Linked DNA regions of Homo sapiens: regions 2, 3 and 4 are each linked to region 1. Evidence: chromatin contacts called from ENCODE Hi-C or POLR2A ChIA-PET data. All regions are on one chromosome and are shown on one strand. The core of a region is the stretch at or near the end of the contact, and the rest is flanking DNA. Distances in the headings are between cores, read along the strand shown. Region 1 holds the start of TMEM258 (transmembrane protein 258). Region 2 overlaps SDHAF2 (succinate dehydrogenase complex assembly factor 2). Region 3 holds the start of LRRC10B (leucine rich repeat containing 10B). Region 4 holds the start of CPSF7 (cleavage and polyadenylation specific factor 7).

What was found. Hi-C counts contacts between places; a loop is a spot of excess contacts on that map. ChIA-PET counts read pairs that join two places held with the same protein, here RNA polymerase II (POLR2A). Pooled maps may share reads with other maps.
Region 2: a pooled map shows a loop between it and region 1 (2.7-fold over the local background). The contact joins the enhancer-like site here to the promoter of TMEM258 in region 1. A Hi-C loop is called at or near these places in 1 of 168 maps with a recorded cell type or tissue (CD4-positive, alpha-beta T cell), 3 of 37 single-sample maps with no recorded cell type and 10 of 50 pooled maps. POLR2A ChIA-PET finds 5 or more read pairs at or near these places in 1 of 52 experiments (WTC11).
Region 3: a loop to region 1 is called in a pooled map, with 8 times the contacts of the local background. The contact joins the promoter of LRRC10B here to the promoter of TMEM258 in region 1. A Hi-C loop is called at or near these places in 5 of 50 pooled maps. POLR2A ChIA-PET finds 5 or more read pairs at or near these places in 2 of 52 experiments (OCI-LY7 and RWPE1).
Region 4: a loop to region 1 is called in a map of CD4-positive, alpha-beta T cell, with 6 times the contacts of the local background. The contact joins the promoter of CPSF7 here to the promoter of TMEM258 in region 1. A Hi-C loop is called at or near these places in 2 of 168 maps with a recorded cell type or tissue (CD4-positive, alpha-beta T cell and naive thymus-derived CD4-positive, alpha-beta T cell), 3 of 37 single-sample maps with no recorded cell type and 12 of 50 pooled maps. POLR2A ChIA-PET finds 5 or more read pairs at or near these places in 3 of 52 experiments (GM10248 and WTC11).

What each region holds. Positions count from the first base shown.
Region 1 is chr11:61,791,321-61,797,640 of GRCh38, forward strand. TMEM258 (transmembrane protein 258) reads right to left here and starts at 1,279. Exons shown (of 4, transcript NM_014206.4): 1 at 1,236-1,279. The coding sequence starts at 1,238. FEN1 (flap structure-specific endonuclease 1) reads left to right here and starts at 1,591. Exons shown (of 2, transcript NM_004111.6): 1 at 1,591-1,708; 2 at 4,021-5,918. The coding sequence starts at 4,042. The coding sequence ends at 5,184. MIR611 (microRNA 611) reads right to left here and starts at 1,241; the gene lies at 1,175-1,241. RefSeq lists enhancers at 527-1,504, 1,297-1,591, 1,505-2,480, 4,026-4,526.
Region 2 is chr11:61,440,831-61,447,637 of GRCh38, forward strand. It overlaps SDHAF2 (succinate dehydrogenase complex assembly factor 2), which reads left to right. Exons shown (of 4, transcript NM_017841.4): 4 at 5,111-5,903. The coding sequence ends at 5,241. It also overlaps the pseudogene RN7SL23P. Among named protein-coding and RNA genes, the nearest start is that of SDHAF2, 14 kb to the left of the region's middle. RefSeq lists an enhancer at 5,512-6,259. Within about 2 kb of position 5,506, at least 16 of the 41 ENCODE cell types and tissues checked have a DNase peak (open chromatin) inside an H3K27ac peak, as active enhancers do.
Region 3 is chr11:61,503,597-61,510,014 of GRCh38, forward strand. It overlaps LRRC10B (leucine rich repeat containing 10B), which reads left to right and starts at 5,153. Exons shown (of 1, transcript NM_001145077.2): 1 at 5,153-6,418. The coding sequence starts at 5,403. The coding sequence ends at 6,281. MIR4488 (microRNA 4488) reads left to right here and starts at 5,000; the gene lies at 5,000-5,061. It overlaps LOC105369329 (a long non-coding RNA gene), which reads left to right. Exons shown (of 3, transcript NR_188527.1): 3 at 2,166-3,053.
Region 4 is chr11:61,426,837-61,433,299 of GRCh38, forward strand. It overlaps CPSF7 (cleavage and polyadenylation specific factor 7), which reads right to left and starts at 3,139. Exons shown (of 10, transcript NM_001142565.3): 1 at 3,078-3,139; 2 at 2,346-2,454. The coding sequence starts at 2,399. It overlaps SDHAF2 (succinate dehydrogenase complex assembly factor 2), which reads left to right and starts at 3,288. Exons shown (of 4, transcript NM_017841.4): 1 at 3,288-3,346. The coding sequence starts at 3,311. RefSeq lists enhancers at 2,354-3,002, 3,359-3,418 and silencers at 2,509-2,938, 3,049-3,218, 3,077-3,412.

The DNA of each region.
Region 1 (6,320 bases), core at 29-2,528:
GGTGCCAACTCGGCTCACTGCAAGCTCCGCCTTCTGGGTTCAAGTGATTATCCTGCCTCAGCCTCCCGAGCAGCTGGGATTACAGGCGTGAACCACCATGCCCGGCTAATTTTTTGTATTTTTAGGAGAGACAGGGTTTCACCTTGCTGGCCAGGCTGGTCTTGAACTTCTGACCTCCTGATCCGCTCGCCTCAGCCTCCCAAAGTGCTGGGATTACAGGAGTGAACCACCGCGCCTGGCCCTCAATTTCTAATTCAGTATTTTCCTCACTACCTATGCTATTATGGAATCTTGTGAGCTATGGTCAAGACATTCAAGTTCTGGTTCTGAGTAATCTGAGTCTGAGTAAAGCGACTGTAATATCTATTTCACAGAACTGAAAAATAAGAAAGATGATGAATCAAAGCATCTAGTGCCTAGCAGGGAGTATTTTGCTCAACAGGTATTTGCTTCCTTCCTAAGGCTGTAGGGAAGATGATGAGATAATGTCTTTTATGAAAGAGGGCTGTAAACGTAAAGATCTGTACAAATGTTAACTTCATTGTCACCGGTCAGCCAATGCTTCTAAAATCCAGAACATAACAACTCTAGAGAAGTAAACTGCCCCCATTGTTCTGAGACACTGGAATTCAATTCAGTAAACAATCACGGCCCCCTTCCCCCAAAATGATAAAGACAATCACTGCCATTTATTGAGCTTCCAATTACGGGCCCTCTGTTTGGCACTGAGAATACAAAGATGAATAGACATCATCCCAGAGCTAGATGCGCGTCAGACGGTGGTCACTAGGAGGCGTGGCCGAAAACAAAGAAGTCCATGGAACGTGGCCAGAGATCTGTACAGAGGCTGTGGGCGCTCCTAGGAAAGTCTGGCCAAGTGCCTGAGAGTTGGAAGTGCTTCACCAATAAACATTTGCCCAGGGCATTGTAGGATGGGCACGGGTTCGGCAGAAGAACTTTCCAAATAAAGATAACACACCACCGATAACAGAGATATACAAACTGGAAGGTATTCAAAATTCGCCCCACGCCTCTCGCCCTTAGAAATCGCGAGCTGAGAAACCTAAGGAGTTCATGGCAAGGGGCTTCCCCCTTCCCCACCCTTCAGCCCAAGCCGGAGGTTCCAGGAGCGTCTAGCCCTCTGGATCTCCGGCGTCTGAGGAGATAAGCGCGGTGTGGGTCAGACCCCGAGGGGTCCTCGCATCTCCGTCTGGAACTCCCCTCAACGCTCTCACCATTTTGCCCCGCGAAGGCTAATCCGCCGCTCCGCCACCGGAAGAACACGTCGGCAGGAGCAGGCGCCTAGCACAACCGGAAAAGGAAGTGCCTCCGGCGCAAGTGGCATTGAGGGACTTGTAGTCCTGCGATTTCGGGTGTAGAGGGAGCAGGGGCCTGCGGGGACCTGGTGTGGGTGGAGTGGGGACAAGCGGTGGAGAAGGGTACGCCAGGGTCGCTGAGAGACTCTGTTCTCCCTGGAGGGACTGGTTGCCATGAGAGCAGCCGTCTGAGGGGACGCAGCCTGCACTACGCGCCCCAAGAGGCTGTGCGTGGCGAGCAGGTCACGTGACGGGAGCGCGGGCTTTGGAAGGCGGCTGAACGTCAGGCCACCCGCCGCTAAGCTGAGAAGGGAGAGCGAGCTTAGGACCGCCTGCCCGGGGCAACCCCGAACCAAGCTTTAGCCGCCGAGGCCGCGTGTCCCAAAGGCCAGGTGAGACCCCATGGGAAGCGCCTCCGGGAGCGACGGGGTCCGCTTGGCGCTGGGGGCCGTGGGGAGCCGGGGTCTGGAGTGCGCGGGATTCGCAGTCAAGAGGTCCCGCCACTTTTCCCCCTGTGAGCCTTGGGCCAGTCGCGTAAGCTCCGAGCCTCTCTTTCCTCCATTGTAGAAAAGCGGTAATAAGTTCCACCTTATGGGGTCGTGTTGTATTTTTCCTAAGACCTTGGACGAGAAACATTTCTGACACTTGAGTTGTTTAGGCCCCTTTCCTGCCTACCTGTCTGTGGGACGCCGTGAGGGGATCAAGGGCTACATGGTCTGGTCCTCAGTCCACACTCCAGCAGCGCGGCCGGCTTGAGGCAAGAGCCGAAGGGTTGAACAGGCCTGGAGAGGGGACATTAGAGGTTTCTGTCTGTTGTCTCAGTTAACCCTGGCAGCAGCCCTGAGAGACAGGCATGGTAATCGTTCTTCTTCTGTAGACGAGAAAATAAACCTCAGTGGCTTGGTAATGTCACACGGATGGTAAATGCCGCGCCTAGATTCAAGGCCAGAGCTTTTGCCGCTGCAGTTCACAGGGGAATTATTCATATTAATCAAATGAATAATTCATTGTCAATTAATTATTAATTGATTAATAATCCAGGGATGGACCTGGAAGGACGCGTGAGAGGATGGCGAGAGGAGGGCACAGCTAAGGAAAAGTGGGAAAAGGCGGGCCTTATTCCAGCTTTCTGTTGAGATCCCAGAATGTAGGGTTAGGTTGGGAACCAGAACATGAAAGATCGTGATGCCATGCTGAAGTGTTTGGACTGAATTAGAAGGAAGAATTGAACAGTCATTGATGCTCTAGAAAGAACCCTGTGAAGAAAGAGTGGGAACAATGAAAAGGCCTGATGGAGTCTTTCGTTTCTTCTTTCTCTTTTCTTTTGTCTTCTTTTCTTTTCTTGACAGGGTCTTGCTCTGTTGCCCAGGCTGGAGTGTGGTGGCACAATCATAGCTCACTGTAGCCTGGAACTCCTGGGCTCATGTGATCCTCCCACCACGGCCTCCCAAAGTGCTGGGATTACTGCCCAGAGCCTCTGTGCCTGGCCCCAGTAGAATATTTCTTGGAGTATTGGACACATACCAACAGTGGGCACAAGATGAGTTTTTTATTTTTTTGAGACGGAGTCTCACTCTCTTGCTAGGCTGGAGTGCAGCGGCACAATCTCGGCTCACTGCATTCTCTGCCTCCTGGGTTCAAGCGATTCTCCTGCCTCAGCCTCCCGAGTAGCTGGGATTACAGGTGCACACCACCACACCCAGCTAATTTTTTTTTTTTTTGTATTTTTAGTAGAGACAGGGTTTCACCGTGTTGGCCAGGATGGCAAGATGATTTTAAATTGCACCCCCTAAAAATCCTTTTTAATAGTTATACATTTAATACATATTAAAATATAACTAATAGAACACAAATATTATTGCTTATGAGTTTTCCAGTTTAGTTTTTTAAAAAAAATTCTAAGTGAATGAAAGTACGGGTTTTAGTTGGAAGTAGCAAAAATCGTGAGGGTGATTTGGGAAACACTGCTATCTGGGAAACACTGAACTCTGAAGTGCAATACTCTTTTGAGCCCAGTGACTACAGCATGCCAGACCCCTAAATCAGGACCTGGGGAGGAGCCATGGAGTTAACATTTCAGACTGAGTGGTGGCGAGAAAACGCAAAGGGAAAGACTTGAAACTCTAGCAACATTATAATAAAAGTAGAAACTCTTATGTGCTGAGGCGATGATGAAGAGAGTTTAGAGAAGCTTGTGAGAAAGCCACATCACCTCCATTCAGATATGTTTGCAATCCTTTTTCAAGGCTGCCTTATTAGTCAGGGTTCTCCAGAGACTCAAAACAAATCAGATCTGTTTGTTTAGCTGGTGTATTTGCCTGTCTTTCAGGTCTGCCATTATGGTCCCTGGACTCCTCAAGCCAGGCCAAGCATCCTGGCCTTCTGTGGTCCTTGATGGAGACCTATGTTGCAGGTTTTTTTTGTGTAATAAATAATGCTGCTACCTTAGAATATCAACAGTATCTTATTTCTCTAAGCACGTGGTTCAATTTCTGGTACTCGTTGAGCCTTACTATTGAGTAAATTCTCCTGCTAGACTGAGTTTTTTGAGAATGGGGACCTTGTTCATCTTTTTATCTTTAGCAGTGCTGACATGGTGTCCTTTTTGTTGTGTGGAATTTAGTTGAAGGCATGAAGTTGGTGAGATAACACCAGTTATAACCTTTCTCCTTTCCTCCGTCTCTGACTTGCCTTTCTTTTTTAGTCATCCCTCCTCTGTGTTGCCATGGGAATTCAAGGCCTGGCCAAACTAATTGCTGATGTGGCCCCCAGTGCCATCCGGGAGAATGACATCAAGAGCTACTTTGGCCGTAAGGTGGCCATTGATGCCTCTATGAGCATTTATCAGTTCCTGATTGCTGTTCGCCAGGGTGGGGATGTGCTGCAGAATGAGGAGGGTGAGACCACCAGCCACCTGATGGGCATGTTCTACCGCACCATTCGCATGATGGAGAACGGCATCAAGCCCGTGTATGTCTTTGATGGCAAGCCGCCACAGCTCAAGTCAGGCGAGCTGGCCAAACGCAGTGAGCGGCGGGCTGAGGCAGAGAAGCAGCTGCAGCAGGCTCAGGCTGCTGGGGCCGAGCAGGAGGTGGAAAAATTCACTAAGCGGCTGGTGAAGGTCACTAAGCAGCACAATGATGAGTGCAAACATCTGCTGAGCCTCATGGGCATCCCTTATCTTGATGCACCCAGTGAGGCAGAGGCCAGCTGTGCTGCCCTGGTGAAGGCTGGCAAAGTCTATGCTGCGGCTACCGAGGACATGGACTGCCTCACCTTCGGCAGCCCTGTGCTAATGCGACACCTGACTGCCAGTGAAGCCAAAAAGCTGCCAATCCAGGAATTCCACCTGAGCCGGATTCTGCAGGAGCTGGGCCTGAACCAGGAACAGTTTGTGGATCTGTGCATCCTGCTAGGCAGTGACTACTGTGAGAGTATCCGGGGTATTGGGCCCAAGCGGGCTGTGGACCTCATCCAGAAGCACAAGAGCATCGAGGAGATCGTGCGGCGACTTGACCCCAACAAGTACCCTGTGCCAGAAAATTGGCTCCACAAGGAGGCTCACCAGCTCTTCTTGGAACCTGAGGTGCTGGACCCAGAGTCTGTGGAGCTGAAGTGGAGCGAGCCAAATGAAGAAGAGCTGATCAAGTTCATGTGTGGTGAAAAGCAGTTCTCTGAGGAGCGAATCCGCAGTGGGGTCAAGAGGCTGAGTAAGAGCCGCCAAGGCAGCACCCAGGGCCGCCTGGATGATTTCTTCAAGGTGACCGGCTCACTCTCTTCAGCTAAGCGCAAGGAGCCAGAACCCAAGGGATCCACTAAGAAGAAGGCAAAGACTGGGGCAGCAGGGAAGTTTAAAAGGGGAAAATAAATGTGTTTCCCCATTATACCTCCTTCACCCCAGAATATTTGCCGTCTTGTACCCTTAAGAGCTACAGCTAGAGAAACCTTCACGGGGTGGAGAGAGGATTCTAAGGCTTTTCTAGCGTGACCCTTTTCAGTAGTGCTAGTCCCTTTTTTACTTGATCTTAATGGCAAGAAGGCCACAGAGGTACTTTTCCTTTTTTAGCTCAGGAAAATATGTCAGGCTCAAACCACTTCTCAGGCAGTTTAATGGACACTAAGTCCATTGTTACATGAAAGTGATAGATAGCAACAAGTTTTGGAGAAGAGAGAGGGAGATAAAAGGGGGAGACAAAAGATGTACAGAAATGATTTCCTGGCTGGCCAACTGGTGGCCAGTGGGAGGTGATGGTGGACCTAGACTGTGCTTTTCTGTCTTGTTCAGCCTTGACCCACCTTGAGAGAGAGCCACCAGGAAGGCGCATCTTAGCAGATGGGAGGAACTGCTGAGAGAAGATGGGCAGAAAGCTGGAGCCCCTGGAGTTGGCTGTGTCTGTGTTTGTGACTGATTACTGGCTGTGTCTTGGGTGGGCAGAAACTCGAACTTGCTATGTAATTTGTGTCTAGTTATTCAGAGGAGTAAGATGGTGATGTTCACCTGGCAATCAGCTGAGTTGAGACTTTGGAATAAGACACTGGTTTTCATGCGCTGTTTTTGTTTTAAAGTTATGAAGAAAAAAGTCAATAAAATTCTAAAAGTAACCAAAATGTCATGTTCTTTGAGAACATTTGAAAATATCCCAAGTGACCATGGCTCCAAATAGCTTTCCTTTTCACTCTTAACATGCTGTAATTGCACTTGATTAACAATGGGTGGTTTGAGAGTGGCCACAAGATGGCACCATGCTCCATAAAATGGCCATAGCAGCTAGATGGAACTTCAGCCATTAGGAGGAGGATGTTTTGTTTATTTTATTTTGCTGGGAGAGGAGTTTTAATACGTTGAATAGATTTCTAGTCTCTCACTCCATGAGATCAAAGGAGTGCCTTTAAGAAAGCCTCACAATTTAGATCAACTACCTCATAACATCCAAGCATTTACTTTGCCACTACTTGTAAACTGAAAGCTGCCATTCAGAAACCATTTTCTTGTTCCTTTTGTAA
Region 2 (6,807 bases), core at 4,256-6,755, 350 kb before region 1:
GGACACTGAAAATAGAATTTCATACTGTTTTCACCAGTTATGAAATATACATTTGATTTTTTTTCCCCAACCATTAAAAAATCATTCTTGGCTGGATGCAGTGGCTCACACCTATAATTCCAGCGCTTTGGAAGGCTGAGGCAAAGGATCTCTTGAGGCCAGGAGTTTGGGACCAGCCTGGGCAACATAGACCCCCTATCTCCAAAAATAAAAATAAGTTAGCTGGGCTTGGTGGTGCACACTGTATTCCCAGCTACTTGGGAGGATCACTTGAGCCCAGGAGTTCAGAGACTGCAATGACCTATGATCACGCCACTGCATTTCAGCCTGGGCAAGAGTGAGACCCAATCTCTAAAAATCATTCTTAGCTCACAGGGCATAGTTTGCCAGCTTCTGTGCTAAGCAAAAGAGGTCAAACTCAACCAGACGCGGTGGCTCACGCCTGTAATCCCAGCACTTTGGTAGGCTGAGGTGGGCGGATCACGAGGTCAGGAGATTGAGACCATCTTGGCCAACATGGTGAAACCCCGTCTCTACTAAAAATACTGGGCGTGGTGGTGGGCGCCTGTAATCTCAGCTACTTGGGAGGCTGGGGCAGGAGAATCTCTTAAACCAGGGAGTCGGAGGTTGCAGTAAGCCGAGATCATGCCACTATACTCCAGCCTGGGTGACAGAGCGAGGCTCCATCTCAAAAAAAAAAAAAAAAAGATCAGACTCAACAAGTACATACTCAGTACATAATTGGACTCCAAGAATGTGATTCTGTTTACATGATAATCTGAAAAAGGCAAAACTTACAGGGACAAATCAGTGATTGCCAGGGTGTTGGATGTGAAGGGAGGGGTTGGTGTTCCACATCTTTACCCACACTTTGTATTATCAGGGTTTTGTTTTTGTTTTTAGCCATTCCAAGAAGTATATATTGGTACATCACTATAGTTTTAATTGGCATGTCCCTAATGACTAATAATATTGAGGATCTTTTCAAGGGCTTATCAGCCCTTTATGTATATTTGGTGACATGTCTCTTCAAATTCCGCCCCCCACCACTCCTCCCTTTTTTTTTTTTTTGAGACAGGATCTCACTCTGTCACCCAGGCTGGAGTGCAGTGGTGCAGTCATGGCTCAGTGCAGGCTCCACCTCCTGGGCTCAAGCGATCCTCCCACCTCAGCCTCCAGAATAGCTGGGACTACAGGCCGGCAGCACCATGCCCAGCTAATTTTTGTTGTTGTTGTATTTTTTGTGGAGATGAGGTTTTGCCATGTTGCCCAGACTGGTCTCAAACTCCTGAGCTCAAGCAATCCACCTGCCTCGGCCTCCCAAAGTGCTGGGATTACAGGTGTGAGCCACCATGCCTGGCCAGATTTTCCATTTTGGAAGATACTTTCACTGGATATAGAATTCGAGGGTCACAATGTTTTTTCTTCTGTTAAATAGAAACACTTCTACCGCCAGCTCTTAGTGTACAAGATCGGGTAGTCAGGAGTTCCGCTGGGTTTGGACTTTGGTTTTGCTCTGGTTACCTTCAGTGCATCACCAGCTTCATATTCCCTCCGGTGTTACCATGTGCTGTTTTCTCATTTCCATAGTTTGTGACGAGGTCTGCTGTATCTTTGTTCCTTTTTATGTGTCTTCTCTTTCTGAATCTTTTCAATATTTTGTCTTTGGTTTCTAGCCGTTTCAATATTATATACATAGGTATTTATTTGATATTTATATATGTAGGCATTTGATATTTATCGTGCTTTTGGGTTCTCTGGGCATCTTGGATCTGTGTTTTCATATCTTTTATTATTGTTGAAAAATTCTCAGCTGTTACCCCTTCAGCTATTTCTTCTGCTTTGTTTTCTCCCTCTTTTCCTTCTAGGATTCTAGTTATACTTAGTTAAATGGTTTAATATTGTCCAACAGCTGTTGTGGGGGTTTTGTTTTTTGTTTTTTTGAGACAGTCTTGCTGTGTCACCAAGGCTGGAGAGCAGTGGCGCAATCTTGGCTCACTACAACCTCTGCCTCCTGGGTCCAAGCGATTCTTGTGCCTCAGGCTCCTGAGCAACTGGGACCACAGGCACGTGCCGCCATGCCTGGCTAATTTTTTTGTATTTTTCACAGAGACGGGTTTCACCATGTTGGCCAGGCTGGGCTTGAACTCCTGGCCTCAAGTGATCCGTCTGCCTCAGTCCCTTAAAGTGTTGGGATTACAGGCGTGAGCCACTGTGCTCAGTCTGTCCAACAGCTTTTGGGTTCTCTGTTTTGTGTTTTTTATTCTTTTTTCTCTTTGTGCATCAGTTTGGGTTATTTGTATTAGATAATATCTATTGACCTGTCTTCCACTAATTCTTTCCTTGATGATGTCAAATCTCATGATGGGCCTGTTGAAACCATTCTGCATATCTGCTACTGTATTTGTTTTTAGCATTTCCATTTGACTTTTGGAGTTTCCAACTCTGCTAGAATTTCTCATCTGTTCATACATTTTGTCTGCTTTTTCCACTGGCGCCTTTAATATTAGTCATAGTCATTTTAAATTCCCTGTCTGATAGTTCTAACATCTGGGTCATCCCTCAGTCTGCTTCTGTTGATTTCTTTGTCCCTTGACAGTGTGTTGTTTTTTTCTTCTTTTGTGTATATGTCTCGTAATTTTCTCATAATTGTATTTATGCTTACAATTGGGGATGCTTCTTCTACTTTACTGTTAGTGTGGGGATCAAGTCAGTGAGTTGGGAGGTAAGCTCAGCTTGGGTTGTTTTTGCTTTGGTTACCTTCATTGCATTACTAGTGTCTAGCGTTAACGTGTGCTTAGAGTGGAAGCTGGCTCTGTCGCCCAGGCTGGAGTGCAGTGGCACCCTCTCGGCTCACTGCAACCTCCACCTCCCAGGTTCAAGCGATTCTCCTGCCTCAGCCTCCTGAGTAGCTGAGACTACAATCACGTGCCACCACACCTGGCTAATTTTTTTTTTTTTTGAGACGGAGTCTCACTCTGTCACCCAGACTGGAGGCAGTGGCGCGATATCGGCTCACTGCAAGCTCTGCCTCTTGGGTTCATGCCATTCTGCTGCCTCAGCATCCCGAGTAGCTGGGACTACAGGCGCCCGCCACCACGCCCGGCTAATTTTTTGTATTTTCAGTAGAGACGGGGTTTCACCGTTTTAGCCAGGATGGTCTTGATCTCCTGACCTCGTGATCCACCCGCCTCGGCCTCCCAAAGTGCTGGGATTACAGGCGTGAGCCACTGTGCCCAGCCTGTGTCTGTGGTTTTATACACTCATGCTAGCCCACACTTGGCTTTTAACAATTCATTGCAAATTTTAGTGGCACAGGCCTGCAGTCCCAGCTGCCCTGGAGGCTGAGGCAGCAGGATCGCTGGAGCCCAGGAATTCTTGGCTGCAGTGCTCTATACCAATCAGGTGTCTGCTGTAAAGTTGGCAACAGTATGTTGACCTCTCAGAAGCAGGGGACCACCCGATTCCCTAAGGAGGGGTGAACCAGCCCACGCTGGAAATGGGACAGGTCGAAATTCCTGTGCTGATCAGTGGTGGAATTGCACCTCTGACTAGCCACTGCAGTCTCCCCTGGGCAACATAAGGCTGGCCCTGTCTGTATTAATTTAAAACAAATTTTTTTGGCTGGGCGTGGTGGCTCACGCCTGTGATCCCAGCACTTTGGGAGGCAGAGGTGGGCGGATCACAAGGTCAGGAGACCAAGACCAGCCTGACTAACACAGTGAAACCCCATCTCTACTAAAAAAAAAAAAATTACAAAAAATCAGCCGAGCGTGGTGGCGGGCGCCTGTGGTGCCAGCTACTCGGGAGGCTGAGGCGGGAGAATGGCGTGAGCCCAGGAGGTGGAGCTTGCAGTGAGTCCAGATCGCACCACTGCACTCCAGCCTGGGCGACAGAGTGAGACTCGTCTCAAACAAAAAAAAAAATTTTTTTAGCTGAATTCCTTTTACCCATTTGTATGATGTCCAGTGTCTCTTCTTCCTGTGCCTGCCACAGGTGAGCAAGTGCATGGCTCTCGTTTCTCCTTTGAAGGGCCTCTTTTTCCTTAGGTTTCGTCTGTTGGGTTGCCTCGTGACCTCAGTTCTCTGATATCTTTGAGAAAAGTCATAATATTTGTAATTTATCTGGCTTTTTCTTGTTGTTACAGTGAGTGCAATATTCTTTCCAACTTTCTACTTTCTTGGGGGAAGCCAAAACCTCTTTGATCTTATGTTGATTGTCACATGAAAACAGAGCCCTCACTAGATGCCAGGCCCTGTGCTGAGTAAGGGAGAATCTGACTTGGTTTTGAGGAATTCTCTCTCCTGGCGTCGTACCTAGTGTTGGTGGAAGGGTAATTCTGGAGCACATTGCCTCGGCTTTGGCAGTGGGAGGCTTTGCTTGTAATTGGCATCTTAAATAAGTGTCCCAAGGGTGTAGAGAAAGGTCAGGGGGAGCAGCACACTGCCAGACCCACTGCCGTAGACTGAGGCTGGCCTTCTCATTCTTCTGACTCAGTGCCTATGTTGCCCGTTCACTGAAATCTGGTTCTTTAGGCTCATGACAGTTCTGTGTGCCTCCAATATCCTTCCAATAAATTCCTTTTTGCTTAAGTTTACTAGAGTTATTAGTTTCTGTCTCTTAAAACTGAGGACCTCTAACTGATAGACAAAGGAGAGAGCTTTTGTTTCAAGAGATATATACATTGCAAGGGAAAACACAATGTCTGGGGAACAATGGAATTGCCAAATGCAAAGCAAAATAGTACAGCCAAGATTGTGCGGGCCAGGGGTCAGCAAACTTGTTCATAAAGGACCAGATAGTAAGTATTTTACTTGTAGTCATATGGTCTCTGTTGCAAGTACCCAATTCTGCTGTCATAACACAAAAGGAGCATGGGTAATATGTAAACCATTGGGAGCAGCTGTTCCAATAAAACGACTTGCAAATATAGGCTCACACAGTTTGCCACCCCCTGGTATAGGCTAACATCGTGTATATTTAGAAGAAGGATGGAGACAGTCTATATATCCATCTGTGGTTCTTGGCCAGTGTTTCGAGTTTTAAGATTCTCATACCTGAGCATTGACTGACTATGGCATAATTTTTTCTGCCCACTCTTCTCTTGCAGAAGCTAAACCAGCCCCAGAAATATTTGAAAATGAAGTCATGGCCCTGCTGAGAGACTTTGCTAAAAACAAAAACAAAGAGCAGAGACTGCGTGCCCCAGATCTTGAGTACCTCTTTGAAAAGCCACGTTGAGCTGTGCTCCACGGCCTGGCATGGGGGTTCAGTCTGTGGATGGTAACTACTTATGATGGACGTTAGCCTTGCTTCCGGCTTCTTAGATGCCCAGCTGCCCTACCCCAGACCACTGGTCCTGCCTCAAGTGATGGACATAACCCTCTCCTAGGACATACATGTAAATGCACAATGTGACTCATTCTCATACTTTTTTGTTCAGCTCTGAGCCTCAAAAGTGATTTGTCAGCAGCGCTGGCATGCAGGCTTTGCCTGGCTGCTATCTCTAGAGGCAAGTCTGCCACGAGAGGGCACTGCAGGCGAAGCAGTTGTGCTTGCTCATTGCCTCAGCCCAAGTGTACTCAAAGAAAAGAGGCAGCCAGCTGTGCGTGCTGTATGGAAAGCCTCCCGCCCTCCCTGCAGCTCCCCGCCCTCAGTGGCCCAGGGCTTTGTTGAAGTGGAACTCCCCACTTCCAACCTGGTATGGCTCCTTCTGCGAAGGGAAGCTGATCCCAGCCTCCTGAGCTGAATCCTTCAAAGGCACAGCAGGCAGAATGAGGGCCACAGGCAGGAGTGGTGTGGGCACACTGCTTAGGAGTCAACATCTTCATCATTGGGCTTTCTTTAAAACGTGCACTTTGTAATTTGAAAGAGAATTATTAAAGCATACTGAAAAAAGGAAATTTACAATTTCCCAGCCCTCACAATTAATTTTAATTTTGTCTATTTTCATATAACCCATAGTCATGTTTATAGAGTTTTACAAGTTCACAATTACAGGTTTTATTTTCATGTAGCACTATAGAAAACTTTCCCCCTCATTCCTACAGTCTTCACAATTAGTTGACTAAATAATAATACATAAGAAATAATATATTAGAATGAATTAGTTAGAAGTGTTTTTAAAAGCTCTAGGGCTGTGTGACTTCTGTGTTGCTAGTGGTGCCCTCCCTGGAGGGGTTTTGCCCTCAGAGCTGTAATCTAGGCAGTAGAATCAGTCACCCAGACTGGACCAGGTGCATCTAAAGGTGTTGACTAGAAGAAGGTCGGCCAGATTTGATGAGCAGGTGGTTGGTGATTATAGGAGCCGCACACAGGGACTACACACGCACATGTTTCCAGCATTGTTGAGCTCCAGGGTTCCTACAGAGCCACCTCATGGTTCCTGCCTGCTCTTCAGTATCCCTGGTGGCTCAGGAGGGAAGGGAAGAGATCTAGCCTTTACGTAATCACAGTTAAGCCTCACAGCACTCTAGACTAGTGGTGTTACCTGTATTTTATACATAAGAAAGTGGGCTCAGAGAGAGGAAGTAATTTGTCCAAGGTCAGGTAGCTATTGAGTCGAAAAAGCAGAATTTAGTATAGCTCAGTCTGCCTCCAAAGCTCTTGAACTTTCTACTAGAACACACTGCCTTACTGCTGGAAATTTAATAGAAGTCTCTGTTTGGGAAAGCTGTGGCAAATAGATGTGACAGTTCTGAGACATGACCTCTGTGTTACATGGTGGGTAGGAATCTGCCAGGTGCTTCGCCAAGTGAGTAGATCTGAACTTGATCACCCAGTGAAGCTTCTGTGAGGAAGCAGCGC
Region 3 (6,418 bases), core at 3,903-6,402, 280 kb before region 1:
CTGAAACTCAAACTACTTAACCTCTCTGAATCTAATCTGTTTCTTCATCTGTAGAGCCAGAGGGTGGTGGAGAGTATAGTACCTGCTCGGCAGAGCTGTTGTGAAGAATAAATTTGACAACCTGTATGTGCTGAGTAAACGACAGCTAGCATTATCCTGTGGGAGAGAACCAAGAGGAGAGAGGTTAAAGTTGCACAAAACCCTTTCCCCAACACACACACATACACATGCATGCACGCATGCACGCACACACGTACACGCATGCACACACGTGTGCGTGCACACACACACACATACCCCCCCATATCCTGCAGCCATAGCCAAAGGGATCCTGTTAAAACATGTGTCCTCTGTGCAAAATTCCCGGATGACCTGTCACCTAGAGTCAAAGCCAAAGTCCTCATGAAGGACAGGGGCCCTCCTCGGCCTGCCCAGTCCTTACTTTCTGTCTCTGATCTCCTGGACCACCATGCTTCCCCTTGCTCCCTGGGCTGGGCCCCTTGCTGCTCCCAAAGTCCCAGGCATACTCTTGCCCTAGGGGCTTGGCACTGCCATCTCCACTGCCAGGAGTGTACCCTGCCATCTTTGCTCAATGCCATGGTCTCAATGAGACCTCCTTTGGCCACTCAGATGTTTTTTTGTTTTTTTTTTTTAGACAGAGTCCAGATCTGTTGCCCAGGCTGGAGTGCAACGGGCAATCTCAGCTCACTGCAACCTCTGCCTCCCGGGTTCAAGCAATTCTCCTGCCTCAGCCTCCCAAGTAGCTGGGATTACAGGCACCCACCACCACCCTGGCTAATTTTTGTACTTTTAGTAGAGACAGAGTTTCACCATGTTGGTCAGGCTGGCCTCGACCCCCTGACCTCAGGTGATCTGCCCGCCTCGGCCTCCCAAAGTGCTAGGATTACAGGCATGAGCCATCGTGCCCGGCCTTAGCCACTCAGTTTTAAAGGACAGCCCCTCCCCACCCCCCACACATTTCTCAGTCCTCCTCTCTCTTTTTTTAAAATTAAAATTAAAATTAAAATTTTTTTATTAATAGAGATGGACTTTCACCATGTTGGCCAGGTTAGTCCTGAAGTCCTTGCTTCAAGTGATCCACCTACCTTGGCCTCCCAAAGTACTGAAATTACAGGTGTGAGCCAACATGCCCGGCCAGTCCTCCTCCTTTCTTTTCCCTGCTTTATTTCTTCCGTAGCCTGATCATGACCTGACACGTGTTTTGTTGATGATCTCCACTCGCATGAATATAAGTTCCACAAAGGCAGGGGGTTTGTCTATTATGTTTACATTCATAGTAATCCCCAGTGCCTAGGCATAGAAGTAGGTGCTTAAGGTTTGTTGAATGAATACCTGAAAGATGGCAGGAACTGAAGTTCTGGCTGATGCAGGAAAGGGGAGTGGGCCATGAGGTGAGGACATCATCGCTTTCCTTTTTTGCCAAATGAATGGGTTGGCCTAGACACCCAAGAGACCATGAACCCCTGGGAATTGCGTACATCATTGGGTGAGTCTCTGCCTCCATGCATTTTTCTGGAACAAGGGTCCCTACCTTCTTGCAGACATTGAAGAGAGCCTGTGACCTCCCAGAGGCGCTAAGCACCCTTCCAGCTCTGACATCGTATAGTTGGCTCTAATAGGTTTGAATCCTTGTTTTCTAAGAACCTAGGATGCTAAGATCCCATCATCTTATTCAGCAGCCAGGGGGGTCCTGGCCCCAAGGCAGGGAGGGGAATCCAGAGGGGACTTTGGCAGGGTCAGTGTGGAGGGGGCGGTAGTGCCTATGGGGACATTGGAGGGGAGACAAAGGAGACTTGTATATTACGTGTGCCGTTTTCTTCCTTTTATTTAAAAGAAAATAGGTTTAAAGCAAGTTTGATGAAATGTGAACAATTGTCAATGCTGGGTACTGGGCATGGGGGTGTTTATCACAGCGCCACACTTTTCCTATATTTTAAGAAATCCTTTAAAAAATACAGAGTTGGGGGTGGGCACTAATAGTTATAGCTCATGATTAGTAACAGAGAGGCAGTTTCTGGGGCCCTGGGGGACCTGCACTTTGGGTGTTTTTGCAGTGTGTGTGGGGGCAGAGGGGCTGGCCAGGGTCTGGGACCCATGCCTGGAGCTGACAGAGTCCTCTCTCCTCCCCTGCTTCCCCCTCCCAGGTCTCAGTTTCCTGCCTTCCTGGGAAGTGGGGAAAGGCTGAGAGGCCCCGTGCTGGGGGTGAAGCTAATTCATTAGTTACGCCTCAACAAGGACCGGGTGCCTGCAGTGCCAGCGTGATTCATCATGATGATTGCCCCACTGCCAGCCTGCGTGGGCCTGGAACGCCAGCACATTTTACCTTTACCCACTGAGAAGGGCCTGGTGGGAGGTGAAGGTACAGGATCTGCCGAGAGCAAGAAAAAGACTCTGAGAAAGAAGAGGGCTGGTCCTCCATGCTCTCGGCCCCAGGAAGCTCTGCCAGGCTGGTGCCGGGGTGGAGAGGCTCATGTGGGCTCATGTGGTGCTGCCTGTGCTGATGGAGCCCAAGAGGGCAGCCTGGCGCTGGGTGCCAGCCTGAGCATGTGGCGAGGCTGGGCTGCTGAGCCTCCTCCTCCACAGCCAATGTTCCCTCAAACTGCTTGGGGGTGGGGGGAGGGACTCATCCTCATCCCATTAGCCTGGCTGGGTATTCCCTACCTTTCTGGTCTCTGAGAGACTTACCTCTTCCAAGAAGTCCTCCCGAATGAGTAGAAGGGAGAGAGCTGGATTGGAACTTAAGTGACATCTGGGAGGAGCCTGAAGCCCCTCCGGTTGGGGCTGAGACTCCTATACCCTAGGTCTGGTGTCTGGGTTCCACCTGGGTCCTCTACCTTGGCCTGGATTCCTGCTTTCGTTTTGCCAGTCTCTCCCAGGATGGGGGTGCATGGCTGGTTCGTGGCTCAGAGCAACATCTGCCTCTGTGTCCCCCCATCATCTGTCCGCCCCCTAACACCTCTTGCCATATTAGAATTGCTATTGCTCTGTCCTTTCATTCATGTATCCAACAAATATATATTATCTGAAAAAAAGCATGTGCTGAATAATTTCATTTGTGTGAAATTCAAGAACAGGGAAAACTGATCCATAAGGATAGAGGTCAGGATCATAGTTGCCTCTGTGAGGTGGGGATTGACCGCAAGAGGCTTGAGAGAACTCTTGGGTTGATGGAAATGGGACAGGGGTGTGTACATTTGTCAAAACGCATCCAAGAAGACACTTACGATCTATGCATTTCACTGTATGCAATGTTTGCCTCCACTTTTTTTGTTAAGTTTTTTTCAGCAAGGCGCAGTGGCTCATGCCTATAATTCCAGCACTTTGGGAGGCTGAGGCAGGTGGATCACCTGAGATCAGGAGTTCGAGACCAGCCTGACCAACATGGTGAACCCCTGTCTCTTCTAAAATACAAAAATTAGCTGGGCGTGGTGGTGGGCACCTGTAATCTCAGCTACTTGGGAGGCTGAGGCAAGAGAATCGCTTGAACCCAGGAGGCGAGGCGGAGGTTGCAGTGAGCCAAGATCACGCCATTGCACTCCAACCTATGCAACAAGAGCAAAACTCTGTCTCTAAATAAATAAATAAATAAATAAATAAATAAATAAATAAATAAAAATTTGCATGGAATGTCTACTGTATGCTCTAGAGCCTGTGCCAGCAGGGAAGGAGATGCCCAAACCTCCCTGGCTGGGCAGCTTACTTTCCAGTGGGGATGGTTCCCTTCCTCCCGTTGCATTGGCAACTGCTCTCTGCCCTTGGGCTGTCTTCCATCCCCCTTCCCCTGCAGTGGGGATGGCAATGGGGGTGGGCCAAAGGGCAGCGTGCTCTCCTGAAGTCAGTCCACTCAGCCAGTTACATGGGTCACACCAGCCGGGTTCAAGAGAAGGCAGGAGGCAGGAGGCTTGGAGCCCGAAAATTTGGCTCCCGGGCTGCAACCTCTATGCATTGTGTGACCGTAAGCAGGGTGCCTAATCCCCGCGAGGCCACTTCTCTCATCTTTCATGTGGGATTATAGTGCTGTCTTTGTAGCTTTGTCCAGAGAATCAGAGGCTCTGTTGTGAGAAAATTCATTGCTGGAGGTGGAGTGAACCTTGTTTCCATCTATCGGTATGGTTTATGGTTAGGAACACAGGCTCTGGAGTCACACTACCTGGCTTCGAATCCAGCTGCTCATCAGCTGGGTGACCTTGGGCACTTCACTCAGCTCAGACTGACCCAGCTCAAGTCATGTCTCTTTGACCCTCAGTTTCTCCATCTTTAAAATCGGGGTGATGAGGGTGTCTACCTCATAGGCTGTGCCAAGGACTCAACGCAATGCTTTCAGCATAGTGCTGGGCACACGTGGGCTCGAAGCCAGTGACAGCCAGTGCTTTTCTGCCAGGAGCTCCCGCAGGAGGGCTCCGGATGGGAGGTGGGGGGAGAAGGCAGGGGGGAACTGCTGCTGGTGGTAGCAGGCGAAGGAAGAAGAGTCATGGAATGAGAGTGGCCATGATTGGTGGCTCAAAGGCGTTCACGTGTCCCAGTCCTCTGTCCACCGCAGCCACACACAGACTTTGAGCGTCGGTGGAGGGATCCTGGCAGGAGAGAGGGGTGTGAGTGTAGCAATGAGGAAGCTGTAGGGCAATTAGGCGGGGCGGAGCCAAGCCCTGGGGCCCGGTAAAACCAGCAGATGTGAAAAGGGCCGGACAGTAACACTGTTTCGAGTTACTACACTGAAGTGATCCCAGCAGGTAGGCCGGCCGCACGCCGCTGGACGTGAATGGCTCGCAGTGACCGCGCCCCTCAGCCCCTCCTTGTGAGCCTCTAGTCCAGAGTCTTTGATCCACCGCCAGCGTTTCCTTCGCCTTCTTGGACCCGCGGCTCTGGGGCGCACACAACCGCACACCAAACAGCGTCGGGCGTCGGGTCTCAGTGCCAGGCTTGGCCGGGGCGGGGAATCTCTCGGCTTGTGCTTGCTCCGCGGTGGGCTGGATGGGCAGGTAGGGGGCGGGCTCCGGCGCTGGGACCCCACTAGGGTGGCGCCTTGGCCCCGCCCCGCCCCGCCCTCCCTCCGCCTCATTGGCAGCCGCACGCGCGTCGGGGTTGCCAGGGCGACGGGTCGCTAAGCTGCGAGTCAGCGCGAACCCTAGCCAGTCGGCCTCCGGCGGAGGCAACGGGGGAGGCCCGAGGGCGGGCGGTGGAGCGCGGCGCGCGGCGGCGGTGCCCCAAGTGGGTGCCTCCTCCCGGCCCCGCACGGCCCCCCTCCCGGCGCGGGGGAAGGCCGGGGCGGGGGGCCCGGGGGCCGGCGCGGCTCCGGCACCGTCGGGGCGGCTGGGGGGCGGCCGGGGCGGGGCGATGCCTGGCGGTGGCAGTGGCGGCGGCCCCGGCCGGGGCCCGTGACCATGGGCATCGCCGAGTCCACGCCGGATGAGCTGCCGTCGGACGCAGAGGAGCAGCTGCGCAGCGGCGACCAGCAGCTGGAGCTGAGCGGGCGGCGGTTGCGGCGGCTGCCCAGCGCAGTGTGCGCGCTGAGCCGCCTGCAGAAGCTGTATGTGAGCGGCACGGGGCTGCGCGAGCTGCCGGAGGAGATCGAGGAGCTGCGCGAGCTGCGCATCCTGGCGCTGGACTTCAACAAGCTCGAGCGACTGCCTGACGGCCTGTGCCGCCTGCCGCGCCTCACGCGCCTCTATCTGGGCGGCAACCGGCTGCTGGCGCTGCCCGCCGACTTCGCGCAGTTGCAGAGCCTGCGCTGCCTCTGGATCGAGGGCAACTTCTTGCGGCGCTTCCCGCGGCCGCTGCTGCGCCTGGTGGCGCTGCAGTCGCTCCAGATGGGCGACAACCGGCTGCGCGCGCTGCCGGCCGAGCTGCCGCGCATGACGGGCTTGCGCGGCCTCTGGCTCTACGGCAACCGCTTCGAGGAGTTCCCGCCCGCGCTGCTGCGCATGGGCCGCCTGCACATCCTCGACCTCGACCGCAACCGCCTGGGCGGCTTCCCCGACCTGCACCCGCTGCGCGCGCTGCGCGTCTTCTCCTACGACCACAACCCCGTCACCGGGCCCCCGCGCGTCGCGGACACCGTGTTCCTCGTGGGCGAGGGCGCCGTCGAGCGCATGGCGGAGCGCGACGAGCCCACGCCCCGGCCTCCGCCCCGGCGCCCAGCGCGGGCCTTTGAGGATGAGGAGGAGGAAGACCTGCTCATAGGCGGCGCTGGTTCCCGGGCTCTGGGCGCCCCCGGGGGCAGCTTCCGCGCCCTGGAAGCCGCTCCAGGACTGGGCACCTGAGCCTATGTTCTGGCTGATGGGCTTCAGCCACTCTGAGAGGAGGGGCTCTAGGAAGCTTTGGCTGGTTAGGCCTGCGGGACTGGTGGGTCCCTACTTAGGTCAATGGAACGGCTACTTTTGGCGAGTTGCCGGGCACA
Region 4 (6,463 bases), core at 1,889-4,388, 360 kb before region 1:
CCAACATGGTGAAACCCCGTCTCTACTAAAAATACAAAAATTAGCTGGGCATGGCGGTGCGCGCGCCTGTAGTCCCATCTACTCAGGAGGCTGAGGCAGGAGAATCATTTGAACCTGGGAAAAGGAGGTTGCAGCGAGCCAAGATGGTGCCACTGCTCTCCAGCCTGGCGACAAAGAGAGACTCTGTCTCAAAAAAAAAAAAAAAAAAAAAAAAAAGAGAAGAACTAAGGACCGCTCTTGTTATCTTGGTGGGGGAAAAACATAATCTGCAAAAAGTCTGAACTGGGCAGAGTGGCTCACACCTATAATCCCAACAGTTTGGGAGGCTGAAGTGGGAGAATCGCTTGAGCTCAGGAGTTGAGAGACCAGCCTAGGCAACACAGCAAGACTGTGTGTTTTTTTTTTTAAGGTATTAAAAGTCTGATTCAAATGAATATGGAAAACTCAGGAAAACAATGATTTTGTAACTAAATTAACATCTAGAACTTTTCTCTTTTATCCATAATTATTGGACTTATTTAAAACTAAAAAATTTTTTCGCCATGCACGGTGGCTCACGCCTGTAATCCCAACTTTGGGAGGCTAAGGCGGGCGGATCACAAGGTCAGGCATTCGAGACCAACCTGGCCAACATGGTGAAACCCCGTCTCTACTAAAATTACAAAAATTAGCCAGGTGAGGTGACCCACGCCTGTAGTCCCAGCTACTCAGGAGGCTGAGGCAGGAGAATCACTTTAACCTGGGAGGCAGAGGTTGCAGTGAGCCGAGATCGCGCCACTGCACTCCAGCCTGGGTGACAGAGAGAGACTCTGTCTCAAGAAAAAAAAAAAAAAAAAAGGAAAATTCATCTATTTAAGATAATCAGCAGCTATATTTAAAGGACCACAGTTAACCACAACAGAGACAAGAAACCTGCCATTAAAAAGTATAATTGGTGAAGCTGTATAATGGGTACAAGGTCATTACATTATTCTGCTTTTGTGTATGGTTTATAATTTCCATGTTATAAAACCATAATACATCAAAAAATAGATTTTCATGTAAACTTATGCCAAGTGAAAAATAAATGGCATGTATCCGCCTCTTCTGTTGCCTCATATCAAAGTCAGGGTCAAACCAGGGAACTTTCCCTTTCTAACCCATTCAATACATGCTCTTACCAGGTCCTTATGTGTACCCACTGGAAGATGCAAATGGGAAGAGCCAGCTTACTTACATAGAATGGTGCTGAAAATAACCCAGGCAAGATATTAGTACGTTTTCAATAGAAATTTTGGAACATTCTTGAGAATTGACCTCAAGACTGAAAAACTTAACTGCATGGAAGATTATTTCTTTGAGAGAATTTTTCTTGTGTTTTTAAGAGTCAGGGTCTTGTTCTGTTGCCCAGGATAGAGTGCAGCGGCCCAATCATGGCTCACTGCAGCCTTGAATTCCTGGGCTCAGGGAGTACCTCTTGCCTCACTCTCCAGAGTAGATGGGACTACAGGCACAAGCCACCATATCTCGTTGTTGTTTTTTTTTACATTTTTGTAGACTGGGTCTTGGTATGTTGCCCTGGCTGGTATTGAACTTCTGGTCTTAAGTAATCTTCCCATCTCAGGCTCCAGAGCAGCTGAGATTACAGTCAAGAGCCACCTTGCCCAGCTCTAGATAAATTTCTGTATAATGTTCCCTGGTACAATAAAAACAAATCCAACTGAGGGTATGTGCATGGGTCTATTATCAGTTTTCTAACTGGTTTGTCTAACGTCTTTACTCTTTTATTCCCTCTAGAAAGACTAAAGGTAACCAATACAATTTATTATACCAAAATGCCTGTGGACTTCTCATGACTGGAGTCAACCTACTTATAAAAGGAAGTAAAACTTAATTGGAATGGAGTTGAAACTAAATGTTAAAGTCATCTTTTCTACTTTGCTTTTGCACTGTCACGATGGAGGGGACTACACTTCTCCAGCTGCAGGTTGAGAATGTAAAGGAACCGGTATCAACACTGTCCTCATGAATACCGTAGCAAATGTACTTTTGATTTTTAAGTGTGGTTAGTCTGACACCCACCTTTGGCTTCCTGGGGAGTAAATTCCACAGGTTGATTCACCATTCTATTACACCTGCTTTTTATTTGCTCTTAAATCAAAGCCTTTAAAATTAAGCCTGGAGCTTCAAATTAACATAAAGAGGAATGGAGTGTAGTCTTTAAAGTTTCTGCAGGAGAAAAATTTTAGACCGGATAGACGCGTGTTCAAGCCTAGGACTGGTACAGCTTGAAACCACTGCCAGTTTGCTGAAAATGATTCCTCAGATGATCAAGGAAAATCCCAAAGCTCCTGATGACACCTCACCTGGTTGAACTCCTCGTCAGCATATATATCAATCAAGTCCACTCCTTCTGACATGGCTCCGGAAGGAAGATCGCGAGTCCGGAGGATGGACAAAGTAAGGAAGATGCCACTGCGGGATTCGGAAAAATGCAAGAATTAGAAGGCACGAGGGTCCTGGGCTGGGAAGAGGGTAATGATTGCTAACCTCCCATCTCCAGAGACGCAGCATCCTGGCGGCCCCAGCTCGGCCCCACCCGCTCCGCCCCGCCCCCGGCCTCGCGCCGCCCACCGCTCTCCCAGGCCGCCGGGGGTCGCTGCCCATCACCCTCGGGCCCGACCCGGGTAGCGCCGCGTCTGCGCCGCAGCTGCCTATGGCGCGACGGAAAAGTCCCACCCTCGGGTCCTAGTGGCCCTAGGACGGCGTTGCGAAGAATGACCGCGGCGAAGCCCGCAGCCCCTATCCGCTGCACCTGCCTAGCCCCCAAGGCGGCTCCGGCCAGAGCCCCCAGGTGTCAAGCAGCTCCAGCCGCCTCTGCCCCCAACCCAGGCCTACTCTTCGCCCCCAGCTAGGCCCGCCCCGCTCCCTCCCGACAAACCCGGCCCGGCGCGCTCTGCCTCCTCCCTCAAAAGGCCCGCGACTCCCTCCGCCCGCAGACTCCGGCCGTCCCATCTCAACCGACCCCCTTCCCGCCTCAGTGCCGGCCCGGACCCCTCTTCCGGCCCAACCTGCCCCCGACCGCGCGCCCCCGTTACCGGGAATATGGCGGCGGCGGCGGCGAGTCCGGACTAGGCCCGAAGCGCGCGAACCGCTCTCCGCCCCAGGTCCCGCCCCCCCCGCCGCCGGCGTCACACGCACCGCCACTTCCGGCATGCGCAGGGACGCACCTTCCGGCTCAGCTCCTCCGTGGCTGCCGTGGTCGGCTGGCCGGGCGGCTAGGAGTTCCCGGAAGTGCCCGCGCAGCCGGTTTCCGGTGCAGGTGGGGAAAATGGCGGTGTCTACAGTGTTCTCGACTTCGTCGCTGGTGAGGAGAGAGAACGTTCTAGCGTCCGGGGCGGGCGGCAGCGGGGATTACCCTTTGTCTTCCTCTGTGGTCTCTATCTTGGGGAGAGTTCGTCTGCCCGATAGCGCAGGGCAAGGGCAGGCCCAGGGAGAGGCCGATCCTGCAACTCAGGAAATAAAGGTCGCTTCCATTCTTTGGTGAGCCTACTGTGTGCCGGTCTGGAAATATCTGCTTAAACGATCAGTCATCGTCCAAGACCCAATTCGCCTCTCACCTACGTCCCAGGCGGGATTAGCCCAACTTCCCTGGGCTCCCCTTCTCCCCGTTCTTTAGTCTTTAATGCTTTTCGTGGTTTCACATAGTATCTTCAGCTTTTTGTTTGTTTATAATTGACATATAATTGTACGTGTTTATGGGGGTACAGTATAATGTTTTAATACATGTGTACATCGAATAATCAAATCAGCGTAGTTAGCATGTCCATCACCTCAAATCTTTATCATTTATTTACGGTAATAACTTTTCAAGATCTTTTTCTAGCATCTTGACATATACAGTACAGTGTTATTAGCTGTAGTCACTCTAATATGTAATAGAACACTGGAACTTATTATTCTTTTTTCCTAGCCTGCTGTTATAAAGTAACTAACTTTGCCTCTATCTTCCCCTCCTACCCCCATCCCTATCTTTATTCTTTTTTTTTTTTCCTGCAGACCCAGGGACTCGATCTTTATTCTTTTTTGATGTAGGCGTTTACACTATAAACTTCCTTCTTAGTACAGCTTTTGTCGCATCTCATAATTTTGTATATGTTGGGTTTTAGTTTGTCTCAGGATATTTCCTTTTTGTTTGTTTTTTGTTGTTTTCCTTTTTTTTTTTTGAGACGGAGTTTTGCTCTTGTCGCCCAGGCTGGAGTGCAATGGCACGAACTTGGCTCACTGCAACCTCCACCTACCGGGTTCAAGCGATTCTTCCGCCTCAGCCTCCCAGGTAGCTGGGATTACAGGCATCGCCATCATGCCTGGCTAATTTTTGTATTTTTGTAGAGATGGGGTTTCACCTTGTTGGCCAGGCAGGTCTCGAACTCCAGACTTAAGGTGATCCGTCCTTCTCGGCCTCCCAAAGTGCTGAGATTACAGGCGTGAGCCACCGCGCCCGGCCTGTTGTTTCCCTTCTTTTTTCTTTTTTTCGTAGAGACAGGTTCTCACTATGTTGCCCAGGCTGGTCTCAAACTCCTGGCCTCAAGTGATCCTCCTGCCTCAGCTTTCCAAAAAGTGCTGGGATTACTGGTGTGATCCACCATTCCCGGCGTGTCTCAAGATATTTTCTAATTTTCCTTTTGATGTCTTCTTTGACTCATTGATTGTTCAAGAGTGTGTTGTTTAATTTCCACATATTTGTGAATTTTCCACCTTTTCTTTTGCCATTGATTTCCAGATTTTAATAAAATGTCTCTTGTGCGGCATATAGTTGAATCTTTTTTTTAATTCATTATATTCAGCCACTTCATGTCTTTTGGTTGGGGAGGTTATGTTATGTTATGTTATTTTCTTGAGACAGAGTCTCGCTCTGTCGCCCAGGTTGGAGTGCAGTGGCATGATCTCGACTCACTGCAAGCTCCACCTCCTGGGTTCACGCCAATCTCCTGGTTTAGGAGTAGCTGGGACTACAGGCGCCCCCCACCACGCCTGGCTAATTTTTTGTATTTTTAGTAGAGACGAGATTTCACCGTGTTAGCCAGGATGGTCTCGATCTCCTGACCTCGTGATCTGCCCGCCTCAGCCTCCCAAAGTGCTGGGATTACAGGCGTGAGCCACCGCGCCAGGCCTGGAGTTTAATCCATTTATACCTAAAGTAAATAGTGGCCGAGGTGGGTGGATCGTGTGAGTCCTGGAGTTCGAGACCAGCCTGGGCAACATGGCAAAACCCCTTTTCTACTAAAAAAAATTAGTCAGGTGTGGTAGTACACACCTGTAGTCCCAGCTACTTGAGAGGCTGAGGCGGGAGTGCGTCTGAGAAGTCAAGGCTGCGGTGAGCCTTGATTTTGCAACAGCACTCCAGCCTGGGCATTGGAAGTGAGACCTTGTCTCAAAAAATAAATAAAATAGGGAAGTACAATCATCCCTTTGTATCCATGGGATGACTGTTGTAGGATCCGCTGTGGATATCAAACTCTGCAGAAGCTCAGTCTCTTATATAAAATGGCATAGTATTTGCATATAATCTACACACATACTTCCATATCCTTTAAATTATTTCTAGATTACTTATAATACCGAAAACAATGTCAAGGCTATGTATATGCTTGTTATACTATATCTTAGTTGTTTTTTAATTGTTGTATTATTTATTTCTTTTGAATATTTTTGATCCACAGTTGGTTGAGTGTGCAGTTGGTTGAATTTACAGGTGTGGAACCCACAGATACGGAGGGCCAACTGTGCTTGCTGTTGCCGTTTTGTAAACTGTTCTCTGTCTTACAACCTTTTTGCTCCTCTTTTCCACTCTTGTCATCCTTTATATTTCGTTGACTTTTTTTTTTTTGTAGTGACATACTTTGAGAAACGAATTTCTCATTTCCTTGTGTGTCTTACACAGGTATTTCTTTGTGGTTACCATGTGGCTTATATAAAACATAACAATCTGTTTTGATAACTTAATTTCCATTGCATACAAAAACTCTGCTCTTTTATGACCCCCTTGTATGTTGTGGATGTCACAAATTACATCTTTTTATATTGTCTCCATTAACAAATTTTTATAGTTGTTTTTATACCTTTGTCTTTAATTTCTATACCAAAATTAAAAGTGACTTACATACCACAGTTACAGTATTATAGTATTCTGTACTTGTCTCTCTCTATATATTTTTTTAATTTAATTTTTTTTTTTTTTTGAGACGGAGTCTCGCTCTGTTGCCAGGCTGGAGTGCAGTGGCGCGATCTTGGCTCACTGCAACCTCCATCTCCTGGGTTCAAGCGATTATCCTGCCTCAGCCTCCCGGGTAGCTGAGACTACAGGCGCCCGCCACCATGCCTGGCTAATGTTTTGTATTTTTAGTAGAGATGGGGTTTCACTGTGTTAGCCAGGATGGTCTCCATCTCCTGACCTCGTGATCCGCGCACCTCAGCCTCCCAA